2 separate regions of the Homo sapiens genome follow, and region 2 is linked to region 1. The links are chromatin loops, found by intact Hi-C in ENCODE. Cell type or tissue: lower leg skin. All regions are shown on one strand. Links, peaks and the distances in the headings refer to the core of each region. The heading gives the core; the rest is flanking DNA.

Region 1 (6,052 bases), core at 733-5,732:
TTTGAGAATCTAGTGGCTGGTGATCTGTCACTGTCTCCCCTCACCCCCAGATGGGACTGTCTAGTTGCAGGAAAACAAGCTCAGGGCTCCCCCTGATTCTACATTATTGTGAATTGTATAATTATTTTATTATATATTACAATGTAATAATAAAGTGCACAAGAAATGTAGTGCATTTGAATCATCCCGAAACCATCACCCCTCTGCAACCCCATTCCCTCTCCCCCCACCTTGGAAAAATTGTCTTCCATGAAACAAGTCCCTGGTACCAAAAAAGGTGAGGGGTTGCTGCTCTAGATCTCAGATTTTGATTTAATAAGTAGTTTAAAGAAAAAAATAGGTGCAGATCTCTAGACTAACCTGTGTGTGCTAATTTACTTTATCTTAGGGATCCTGCCTTTCAGATGATTACAATTGCCAAGGAAACAGGCCTTGGCCTGAAGGTACTAGGAGGAATTAACCGGAATGAAGGCCCATTGGTATATATTCAGGAAATTATTCCTGGAGGAGACTGTTATAAGGTAAAAATATGTCCCATGCCCACCAAAAATACAAACAAAAAGACCCACCAGTGGTAAAGTTTATTTTTTCTTCTTTATTAGTGAATTTATATCCACTGTGACCATACCTCAGTGAAAAATACAAAGGAATTAGAAGATAAGACTATTGCCCTCAAGGAGCTTTAAACTAAGAAATAAATAGGTTCTTCTTCTATGAAAATAATAGATATTTCTGACTGTAAGATAAGGTTATTATTTTTAAATTACATGCTGTTCAACTTTTATCCTGTATCTGATTGAGAGAAATTATATTTGATGACTTGTTATCTTTCTACTACTTTGAGTTTTTATTAAGTTGGATCAGTAGAACTTTAATTACATTCATTTAGCCTCTACTAAATGCAAAACAAAACAGAAACAGCAAACAAAATCTAATTTCTGAATTCGCAGTTCTTGTAGCTTGAGCTAATGAGTTTTATCACTCATTAAAACCAGAAAATGTCTTTTTTTAGGAATTAGAAAGTCTTACTCTCCTCTTCAGTGTAAGAAATATATAATGAGCTCCCTTTCACTTTGGTTGGTAGGAAGCTCAGACCCAAATTTGAAGGACAACCCCAGCAGTTTAACAAACTAGTTACTATATTTAAATTCTCATTCTTCTTGGATTTCATTTGCTGTTTCTGTTTTACTAAAGTGATTATGTGTCATTTTTTGAAAATTGCCTCCATTTGATTTTGGAGAGATATCAGATATAAAGAATTTAATAAAATTATATTAATAATTAAGAATTAATAAAATTAATAAAATATTCTCCATTTGATTGACTCCATTTGATTTTGGAGAGATATCAAATGTAAATAATTTAATAAAATTATATTAATAATTAAGAATTAATAAAATATTCTATTAATATCAAGCTATATAGCATGAGAAAGGATCTTCTTATTTTGTTCTTGTTGTTTGGTTAAATAAACAGTCCTACTACTTTTACCCACCGCCCATATCCCTCCCCCACCACTGCAAACACTTGTTTACTAAGCAGTTTATCTTTTCAGCTGGATTTTTTTGTCTTGTTAGGGAAAAATTCCGTTTTACCAATAACTTCCAAAATAGTTGTAGTACTTTCAATTGTTTTATGCTTGTTCAGATAATAAGGCATCTTTTAAATATACTTTCCGAGTTCTAAGTGTTATAGAGGCCAGGCATGGTGGCTAATGCCTGTAATCCTAGCTTTGGGGAGGCAGAAGCAGGAAGATTGCTTGAGCTCAGGAGTTTGAGACCAGCCTGGGCAACGTAGAGAGACTTGAATTCTATTAAAAATTAAAAAAAAAATCAGCCCGGCATGGTGTTGCATGCCAGTAGTCCCAGGTACTTGGAGGCTGAGGTGGGAGTATTGCTTGAGCCCCGAAGATCAAGAGCAGTGAGGCATGATCGTGCCACTGCACTCCAGCCTGGATGACAGAACAAGACCCTGTCTCAAAAAAAAAAAAAAAGTATTATTTAATAAGTTTAATGGCATAAATTTTTGGCTATTAAATTTAAATTATTAAATAAATATTTAAAAGCTAAATTTAAACAAATTCAAAAAAACAAAAAAATGAATTTTTTCTTCCAAGAATTGAGGTGTTACTTTAGTGTTAAAGCTGAGAGGTGTGTGTGAGTGTGTGTCTGTGTGTGTGTGTTCAATATAGTAAGGCATTTCTTAAACTACACTTGATATAATGCAATAGTAGATCAGGGTACCCAACAAGTGATAAGAATTTGCTTCCTTTTTTTTTTTTTTTTTTTTTTTGAGACAGAGTCTCACTCTGTTGCCCAGGCTGGAGTGCAGTGGCACAATCTCGGCTCACTGCAACCTCCACCTCCCAGGTTCAAGCGATTCTCCCACCTCTCAGCTTCCCTAGTAGCTGGGATTACAGGTGCGTGCCAACACACCTAACTAATTTTTGTATTTTTAGTAGAGACAGAGTTTCACCATGTTGGCCAGGCTAGTCTCGAACTCCCAACCTCAGGCGATCCATCCGCCTCAGCCTCCCAAAGTGCTGGGGGTACAGGCATGAGCCACCACGCCTGACCTAAGAATTTGCTTTTAAGACAAGCATCAATTTGTGCTTGTTTGTTACGATGAAAACTATTTGGAGTTAGAGTAATAAGTTGATAGCGGTGGTGCTGAATGACTCTTTATCTTCTGTCAGTGATAGCAGATTAAGAAATTATTCTTATGATATCTACTTTTTCTTGTTAGAATTTTACTGAAGTATTAAAAGGCAAAATTTTCTCATTGACTATATTCTCTACTTAGCACTAGAGGGCAGCACAGAGCTATTAATGTTCTTCCTACCTGGTCATATCTGACCAAGGAAAACAGGCAAGATAGAAAAAGGTGTAGGAGAAGAGGACCAGGGGTGATGGCTCATGCCTCTAATTCCAGCACTTTTGGAGGCCCAGGCAGGAGGATCCCTTGGGCCCAGGAGTTCCAGGTTGCAGTGAGCTATGATTGCATCACTACACTCCAGCCTGGGCAACAGAGCATTTCTAAAAAATAAAAAAATTTATAGAAGTAATTTTCTAGTGCTTACATTATTTTTAAATATTTTCTCAAGATGGAGAGCTCTATGCATATGCATATTCTTCAAATACAAAATTGATATAACTTTATTTTACAACAATGTATTAATACATTTACTATATTCTAAATACTGTTTTAACATGTTAATAAATTTCTAGTCTGCACAAAATTTCTACATAGTAGAATCTGTGGAATAGGAAACACAAACTCATAAGGTTATCTTAATGAAGTTGCTGAACTGAGTAACTGTTAATATTTTTTAAATGCATATGAATGCTTTAACTTTCTGTAATTTTGTTTTAACATTATAATGTTTCATAATTAACAGTATAGGCTATCTCAAGCTTATAGCTAGATTATATTTCATTTATATTTTCAAATCTTCCAAACTGTAAGGGAGTTATTGGAACGCAGAAGAAATTTTCTTTAATTATTCATGGTTTGCCACCACCCACCCCAAAAGTTTTCCTCCTGGAAAATATGAGAATAAAATACTGGTTTAGTAGAAGCAAAATAGTATGTTTCTTTGAAAAACATATCCAGAGTTCAAATATGGGATATTATGAATACATCTTTTCAGTTCAAGCAGAACCAAGATTCCCTCAGCTCTAAGAGCTAGAGGCACCCTATAAATTGAGAACTACTGTATTAATTGCTAAAGTTAAGGAAATAAGAGAGCTCCAAGGCCCTTTCACTGTGTCAGCTAGTCCCATATCTATCTGGGGTCAATCCTAGACCCTTTTTCTGGCCAAGACACTCCTTTAAGCTTCATACCCATATTCAGTTCCCTGATCAACATTTTTACTTGGACCTCTTAAAGGTATCTCAAACTCAGCATTTCTGAAGCAGAACTCATGACATTTACATCACACCATATTCTGCTCAACTCTTCCCAAACAGAGTCTCTTCCAGTTTACCTAGTCTTGGTGAATGACAGCTTCTAGCTACACAAAGTCAGAAAATTTAACAGCTTCCTATTTCAACTCCCATAACACTGTTCAATTCATTAACACATACCATTGACTTTTTTACTCTCGAAATATCTCTTGAACCCATCAGTCTTCTTGATCTTTATTCTTATCACTGGAGCTTAAACTGTCATCAGTTTTGAATCAGCCCTTTCAGTAGCATCGTTTGTTCTTATGCACCATACCTATTTCCCTCCCAACCTACATATCTTACTAATATTTGGTTGCCTGCAAGGTTCCATATAGTGTGGCTTCTGCCCTGTCCTTCTCTGCCTCTCCATCACTATGCTTCCAGAGTAGCATTTTCTCAGTTCCTGGAAGGGGCGAATTTCTCTTTTTTTTTTTTCTTTTCCATCTCATATGCTGTTCCCTTAGGAAACAGCACTCCATTTCCTTTCCCCCATTATTTCCAGTTATCAATTCAAAGACTGCTGCCTAAGGGTTGTGTTGCCTGCTTTCCCCCAGTCTAGGCTAGGTTTTATTTTTTTCTACATATGCTCCTAAATCCCATTCCTTTCCTTTGTGTCACCTACCTCAGTTTGCAATGATATATTTATATTTATGATTGTTTAATCATCTCTGCCTGAACCACAAGACAGTATGTTTCTTAAGGGCAAGGATGCTATCTGATTTTATTCACAGTAATATTGTTAGTCCCCACTGTGGTGCCTGACACATACATACTTGCTCAATTTAAATTTATGAATGAACGGTCCCGTAGTCATTTTCTCACATTTCTGAGGATTACTGATCTGCTTATTTACCCTTCCACTGGCACCATTTGGGCTCCACACCAAGGTACTTCCTCCTTGGGCCTTTGTGTCAGATTTCCGACAACACTTTAAAGTTCTCAAATGTTCATTTTTATTTCTTTCTTTTGTTGCTGGTAACATAGGGAAAGCAGACAGAAATCAAAATCCTCTCTTCAAATCTGATAGTATATTTCATATTTTCTTCAGTTGGTTCTAAGATATACATTAAAACATATACATATAAGCTATGCATGCACACACACATATATATAACATGCATATATCGGTATGTAATATACTTATGAGTGTGTGTATGTACGTATTTTTTCCTCTTCTATCTCTGAAATTATAGGTCTCACAGTCAGTGTCATCATGTAATTTGTGGCATTGAAGTAGGACATATTTAACTTTCAGAGGAAATCTGTTTTCATGCGGAGCATAGCACTGGAACCAGGGCTAAGGCTTTTAGATAAATATCAGGATCAGGCCTCTGGATGGCAAACTATGAAGAAACCAGTCCCACTGGTGGGAGCTGAAGAAGTAGCAGCCAAGATGGTTCGCTTTGCAGTGTCACTCTCTTTATTCCTTTGCCATTATTATTTTTGTCATAGCTACCTTAATTTCCTCAGACTGTTTCTTGGCCCCCTTTAACCTATTGTGGACTTACTGTGTACCTAGCACTGTACCAGGGAAATAACCATGAAAAGGACAGAGTTCTAGTTATGCCTAATGAAAGAATTGGTGATTCTGGCCCACTAAAAGAATCATTGCCCCTAGACTGGGAGTTGCTGATTTAGTATATTCTAATGTGAGGGCAGGGAAAAGCAGATATGTAAACATAAGGACCATACAGAGTAAGTGCAATCCTTTAGGTAAGTAAAAGTGCTTTTTGAGCAAAAAGACACAACGATTAAGTAAATCCTGGGCAACTAGAGAAAACTTCCAGCAGAGATAGTGTTTGAATTGGGCTGTGAAGTTTAAGTCAGAGTTTATTGCAGAGAAGTGGCAGGGTGGATGGTGGCATTCTAGATGGGAATTCATATGTGTGAAAACATTGAGGTTCAAAAGACCATGGCTGGTTTGAGGCACATTCTCTGAGAGTAGAATGAAGAATATGCTGGTGTGGAAGGTGGATGATGAAGCTAGAAAAAGTAAGTTGCAGTAAATTTGTTGTGCTGGGTTTGGGATGTTGAGGAGTTTCAACTTTTCCTACCAGTTGGCAGCCATCAAAGGTTCTCAATCTAATGAGTAATATAATTAAAT
Region 2 (6,052 bases), core at 569-5,568, 360 kb after region 1:
TGTGTATGGTACTATTAGGTTGGTGCAAAAGTAATTGCAGTTTTTGCCATAATAAATATCTCCTCTCCATACCCAACTCTGGGAAATCAAACCACTTTCCATTTTCCGAACATTTTATGCCTTCTTATGCTATGGTGTCCTTCCCTGGTGACACTCTCTGCTTACAATGCCCTCTTCCCTCCCCTCCTGTCCATTCCTACTCCCACTTCAGTCTAAGTTCAGGTAGCCTTTCTTTCAGAGACCTTCCCTGACCACTTCCCACTCCCAGGCAGGGCTAAATGCTCTCTCTTCTGTGTTCCCACAGAACCCTTTAATATAATGATTATCACATTTACCCTTGTCTATTTAACCTCCACTGTGAAGCACAATGTATGATTGAACAGATGCTTATTTACTGAGCAAAGAAGCATCATAGGTACCAGGTGGGTTGAGGGCAATGAGCTCTCCCATGGCAGGCCAGCAGGGAGAGCTCCATGGAGATTGCAGCTGTTGGGTTGTGGCCACTGCAGCACCAGGAGGCAAACGCATAGTCATTACAATGCAGAAAGGCCCCTGACCATATCTTCACAGCTATTTCACATGTGCTTTACTGCCTTGCAGACTGACACCCAAACTTCTTCCTCAGGTCTCTTCTCTAGATCATAACATATGTTATAGAAGACTACTTTCTTCTACATGCCCTATGGCCTAGGAATCCATAGGCATAGGTCCTAGACCTGGCTCTGATGTGAACTATCTGTGTGATCTAAATGATGTAAACATGTTTATTTGAGCCCTCTGGGCCTCAGAGTCTTCATCCGCAAACTGAGGAGCTAGAAGCTAAAATTCTAGCTCTGAGAGTCTCCTCTCTGGGACGCCACAGAGAAAAGGAATGTGGGTGTCCTGTTAAAGCAATATTCCTATGTTTTTGTTTTCCCTACTGTTTAAATGATACCAGAACCTTTCCTTCTTCACTTGTACCTCCAAGCTCCATCCCTTTCACCATGTGACAATTTCTCCACTGGTTCTAATGGCTGAGAAGGCCATTACATTGAAGGAAAAGGGCAGCATTCCCCACAACTGTCTTGACCATTTTCTTTCCTTGAGAACCCTAAGTCTGGGTCCTCAGGAAAACAGAACAAAAGAAAACACACTAAAAAAAAAGGATTGCCATTAAACACCAGATGTCCAGTAGGGAGAGCCTTTAAACCAAAACAGCTGCTTGGACAATGCTTGCGAGGCATCCTTTCCCTCCAGCCTCCTCATACGACAAAGTTCCTGTGCCTTTCAGCCAGAGGGAAACATCTTCACCCCAGTGTGAAACCCCATTTAAAGCTGCCTTGCTGTCAATGTGTGGGGACAGTCCAGATACTGTCACCTGCTTCCCTTATGTACAGGCTCCCACTCCTCTCCAGCCCCCCAGGCACTTGGAAAATCTTTCTTCAGTCTTGTTCAGCTAGAAAGTTACCTCTCCCATGTTGCTCTTATTCTTAGACTCACTCTTTCCTCTGTGCTGTAGATGAGAACAGCTAACATTTATATATCTATTGTGTATCCACCATGTGCTATAGTCTCTTAAGTCTCAGAACTAGGAATAGCTGGGTTTCTTCTTCAGAACTCCTCTGCATTTATCTTGGCACTATGAATCATCTAACGAACCATATTTCCCTTCTTTATTGCCTTGGATGCTAAGAAGCTCAAAGCCAAATTTGTGACCTAATCTTATGATGTTATCTAAGAGCCTAGTGTTATCTCTGACTTTTTCTTATTTTTCCTGCCTTTGCTTTTTCTACACGCTAATTCTATTATTTGCTTTAATGAAAGCCATTGGGCTGTTTCTGTTTGTTTGTTTGTGGTAGGTAAGCACAAATCCTGTTTGAAATGGGTCATAATACAAATAAAAAGTAAAAGGTATCGCATATGTGTCTCTGCATATTCATACTAATCTTGCACTGTTGAGGCAAGTGGGGCTCAGAAAGGTTACATAACTTATTTAAGATCATGCAATTTTTAAGTCGAAGAGCTAGGAGTCAAATCTGTTTTCATCTGACTTCAAAGCTCAGGCTCTTGTTAGTATAATTGCTTACACTTAGTAAGCACTTACTGTGTGCCAGGTTTTGTGTTGAGTATCCTATGTATGTTATCTCATTTAACCTCACAGCAATCCTATGAAGCAGCTACTGTTATTACAACCATTTCATAGATGAAGAAAGTGAGATTTAGAGAGGCCAAATAATTTGTCCAAGGTCACCCACCTAATGCTAACATTGAGATTCAAACCTACAGGGCCTGACCTTTAAGTCTCTACACTCTTATAGTGGGGGTAAATGTACAAAAAACCAGATTCTTAATTAAGGGTTGTTTGACTTCTTTTGAATGCCCAGCTGCATAGTTATATCACAAAGCCTTATCATCTGAAAAATCCTATTGGAGAAATGGGTGTCTGGCTAGAAATAGGTATTTCTGGGTTTCACAGTTCTTCATGGAGCAGATGGATTAGAAACACAAAGTCTGTGTGCAACACTGGATTTTAAATGCCAGCCTGAGTACTAAGAGAGAGGAAGATTACCTAGCGCCCGAAGAGTGGAAATAAAAGCCATAGGGAAGGGCGGCACTGCTCACGGGCGCCATCTGGTAGTAAAGATGGGAAATTGCTCTGAGAAAAAAATGGACGTGCGAAATGAAATTCCCCTCCTGGGCCTCTTGCATGTTGAGTCCTTGAGGTATAACTTTTTCCTTCATACAAATCCTGCAAGAGAGATATTATTATCCTTATTTTATCAATGAGGAACTTAAAACTCAAAGATATCAAGTAACTTGCCAAGGGATTTGACTACAGTCTACTTAGCCTCCCCAAATCTTTATTTCCATTATACTGTGCAAACTCTCAAAAGTCGTATTTCTGGGTAGCTCCTGCCTTCTTTTACCCCTCAGGATTGGAATCACAGATGCTCCACGCTTCATTGGAACCGTCCTGAGACAGACAGGAAACATGTCAGCAGTGGGTCTCAATAGGGTTAGTGCCCTCTGTTCCAGCATAGTTGGCCTAGTTCACTGGGCAGGACTCCTGTCTTAGGCACTGGATCTGAAGCTCCAGCTCTGAATTTCAGTCACCTTGGCTGGGCTTTATTATCCTACAGCATGCTCACCCAATTCCCTCTCCTGGGGGGTGGGGAGCGCTAGATCCTCCCTACTCCATCCACTAGTTACTGACTGGGTGCTGTCATGATTACAAAAATAGCCAGCCCTGAACCACCCCATATCCCTGTGAGTGTGGTTTGGAACTCCAATGTGGTTGATTTTCCACATCTCACCAACAGCTATCTGTTAGCTGCCCAGGGTGCCCATATTGGAACCCACCAGTGTAGCTGGTTTTCTCCCAGACTATGTTCTTCCTGGCCGTTCCTTCACCAGGGACAAGATTGCTAAGGTTGCAAATTGAATTCTCACACAATTACTATTGCCCTTTGAGAAATGTGTGGGGAAATGAAAGAGAGCCTAGAAAATTGAGGATAGAAAGATGTCTGCCCCACTTTTCAAAAACAATGATGGATCCCTGATACTTCAGTTAGTATAATATTTTGTAGAAGCAAATGATGTGTGAAGAGTAAAGAAATAGTAAACAGTAAGAGTTGGGAAAATTCACTATGAATAAATCATTAGAAACCAACTTTCCTTTTTAGAAAAAGTTGTCTTACTGGTAAGATTTTGTCATGTTAGAGATACAATTTGAAAATAGACACATATTTCAAAACAAGTTAATGGAACAAATGTGCCCCTGGAGGGGATATCCAGTAGAGGAGGAATTCGAGATCAGCCTGGCCAACATGGTAAAACCCTGTCTCTACTAAAAATACAAAAATTAGCTGGGAACGGTAGTGTGAGCCCGTAGTCTTAGCTACTTCGGAGGCTGAGGCACAAGAATCACTTGAGCCTGGGAGGCAGAGACTGCAGTGAGCCAAGATCACACCACTGCAATCCCACCTGAGTGAAAGAGCAAGATTCTGACTTAAAATAAATAAATAAATAAATAAATAAATAAATAAACCCAAAAAGCTGATCTATGCACTGATTTGACCAGTAATGTTATCTATGACTTAAAAGAAACTTAAAAAAAAATCTTATTGATGTCAGGATTCAAAATAATTTATCCTGGAACTATAACAAAAATTAAGAAAATGAAATTTAGTTAGCAAAAATGAAATGTCTTAAACCTACTTAAAACAATCAACCACAAGAAGGAGTAACCAGTGGTTGATAACAAAAAACTCAGGGATTCTGGTGACTACAAGTGAAGTATGAGTGAGCAAGGTGATGTGGTTACTTAGAAAATACTGCAACTGAGGGTTCTGACATTCACAGTGGCAGAGTAAGAACCTCTGCAAAATCTGTTTCTCCATAAAAGCAATGAGACATTGGCCAAAAATTGTTATAATCAACTTCTCAGAACTCTGGAAATTAACCAAAGATTTGCAACAATACAAGGAGTAATTATTCAGGGAAAATGATTGAATCTCAATAAGAACAAAGAGCCCTGTGGCATTTTAACTTGTCCTACTCCCATCCCCCTCTCCTCAGCATCACAAGAGCCTTGAAAACCAGCAGCCTCACAACCATGGTAGTGGTGAAAATCAGCATCCTAGCAGCCACTAGAGAAAGCAGAACATGTTTGGAGCACCCTAAAAGCCTCATCTTTAGAGAATTGTCACTATTTGACCTGTCTGGTAACTCCCTGGAAACCTCTACTCTCAGAGCTTGTCTTTATGTAACCAGACTCAGAGCTGGCTCAATGTAAATGGCCTGGAACGTTTGTTGAAATCAACAATCACCGGTAATTGTTAAACATTACATCTGCCTGAAGCAGAGAAAACATTTGGGAAAAACAAGAGGCTGACAGAAGTCTTTAAAGGAAAACCTGACACATAAACTGCCCACAAAGGACTTTTAAAAGTTCCAGGGTATTTCTGGGAATCTAGAAGGCCATACACATGTTCAGGTTTATGCCCAGGAAAGATCTGAGAAGGCCCTAATCTCTTGCCTTTGGTGGACCTTGAGGCTTTGCAGAAATAGGAAGTGAAGGCTAAGACAGCATTATAGACTGCCTGCCAGAGCACTGAATACACATTGCAACACATAGAGAGAGCCCTTTGGCAAAAGCTAAGAAACTTATTAATGCCAGGCACTTAGGGAAATTTGTGTCCAATCATTACTAGCCACTAAACTAACTAAGTGGAGACTTCACAGAGTTAATTTATAAAAGTCACGATATAAGCAAACAATACAACAACAAAAACAAACAGCAACAATAACAAGCTCTGGAGAAGAAAGGAATCTGATTTCCAGGGTTGCCACATTATATCATTTAAAATATCCAGTCTTCAATAAAAAATTATGAGACATGGAAGGAAAGGACAGCATGGCCCATATACAGAGAAAAAGGTACTTAATGGAAACTTTCTCTGAGGAAACCCAGATGTTAGATTTACTAGACAAAGGATTTAAATCAACTACTATCAATATGCTTACAGACCTAAAGAAAACCAGGTGTAAAGAATAAAATAAAGGCCAGTCATGGTGGCTAGTGCCTGTAATCCCAGCACTTTGGGAGGCCAAGGCAGGAGGATCACTTGAGCTCAGCAGTTTGAGACCAGCCTGGGCAACATAGCAAGACCGTGTCTCTAAAAAAACAAAAACAAAAATTAGCCAGGCGTGATGGTGCACACCTGTGGTCCCAGCTACTGGTTGAGGCTGAGATGGAAGGGTCATTTGAGCCTAGGAGGTCAACACTGCAATGAGTTATGATCTCACCACTGCACACCAGCCTGGGTAACAGAGTGAGATCCTGTCTCAAATAAATAAATAAATATAAATAAAATCAAAGTATTATTTTAAATGAGAACATGCTTCACCAAATGTAGAATATTAATAAAGCTATAGAATTTATAAGAAGGTAATAAAATAGAGGCTCTAGAGTTGAAAAGTACAATAGCTGAAATGAGAAATTCAATGGCAGACTTGAGTGAGCGGAAAGAACGAATCAATGAATTTGAAGATGGGCTGCTTGCAATTATCC

Evidence for each region. Hi-C counts contacts between places; a loop is a spot of excess contacts. Peaks named below come from ENCODE experiments on the same cell type or tissue, not always from the same donor. Only the 100,000 strongest peaks of a DNase experiment are listed, where the experiment ranks them.
Region 2: a loop joins it to region 1, with 6 times the contacts of the local background. A loop is called at or near these places in 98 of 110 quality-filtered maps.

What each region holds. Positions count from the first base shown.
Region 1 is chr17:54,990,437-54,996,488 of GRCh38, forward strand. It overlaps STXBP4 (syntaxin binding protein 4), which reads left to right. Exons shown (of 18, transcript NM_178509.6): 4 at 389-521. Among named protein-coding and RNA genes, the nearest start is that of STXBP4, 25 kb to the left of the region's middle. In lower leg skin, for the core only: a CTCF peak has its summit at 2,837 (motif pointing right); no DNase peak of the experiment used is centred there.
Region 2 is chr17:55,346,347-55,352,398 of GRCh38, forward strand. No RefSeq gene overlaps it. Among named protein-coding and RNA genes, the nearest start is that of MMD, 72 kb to the right of the region's middle. In lower leg skin, for the core only: no CTCF peak of the experiment used is centred there; a DNase peak (open chromatin) is centred at 2,613.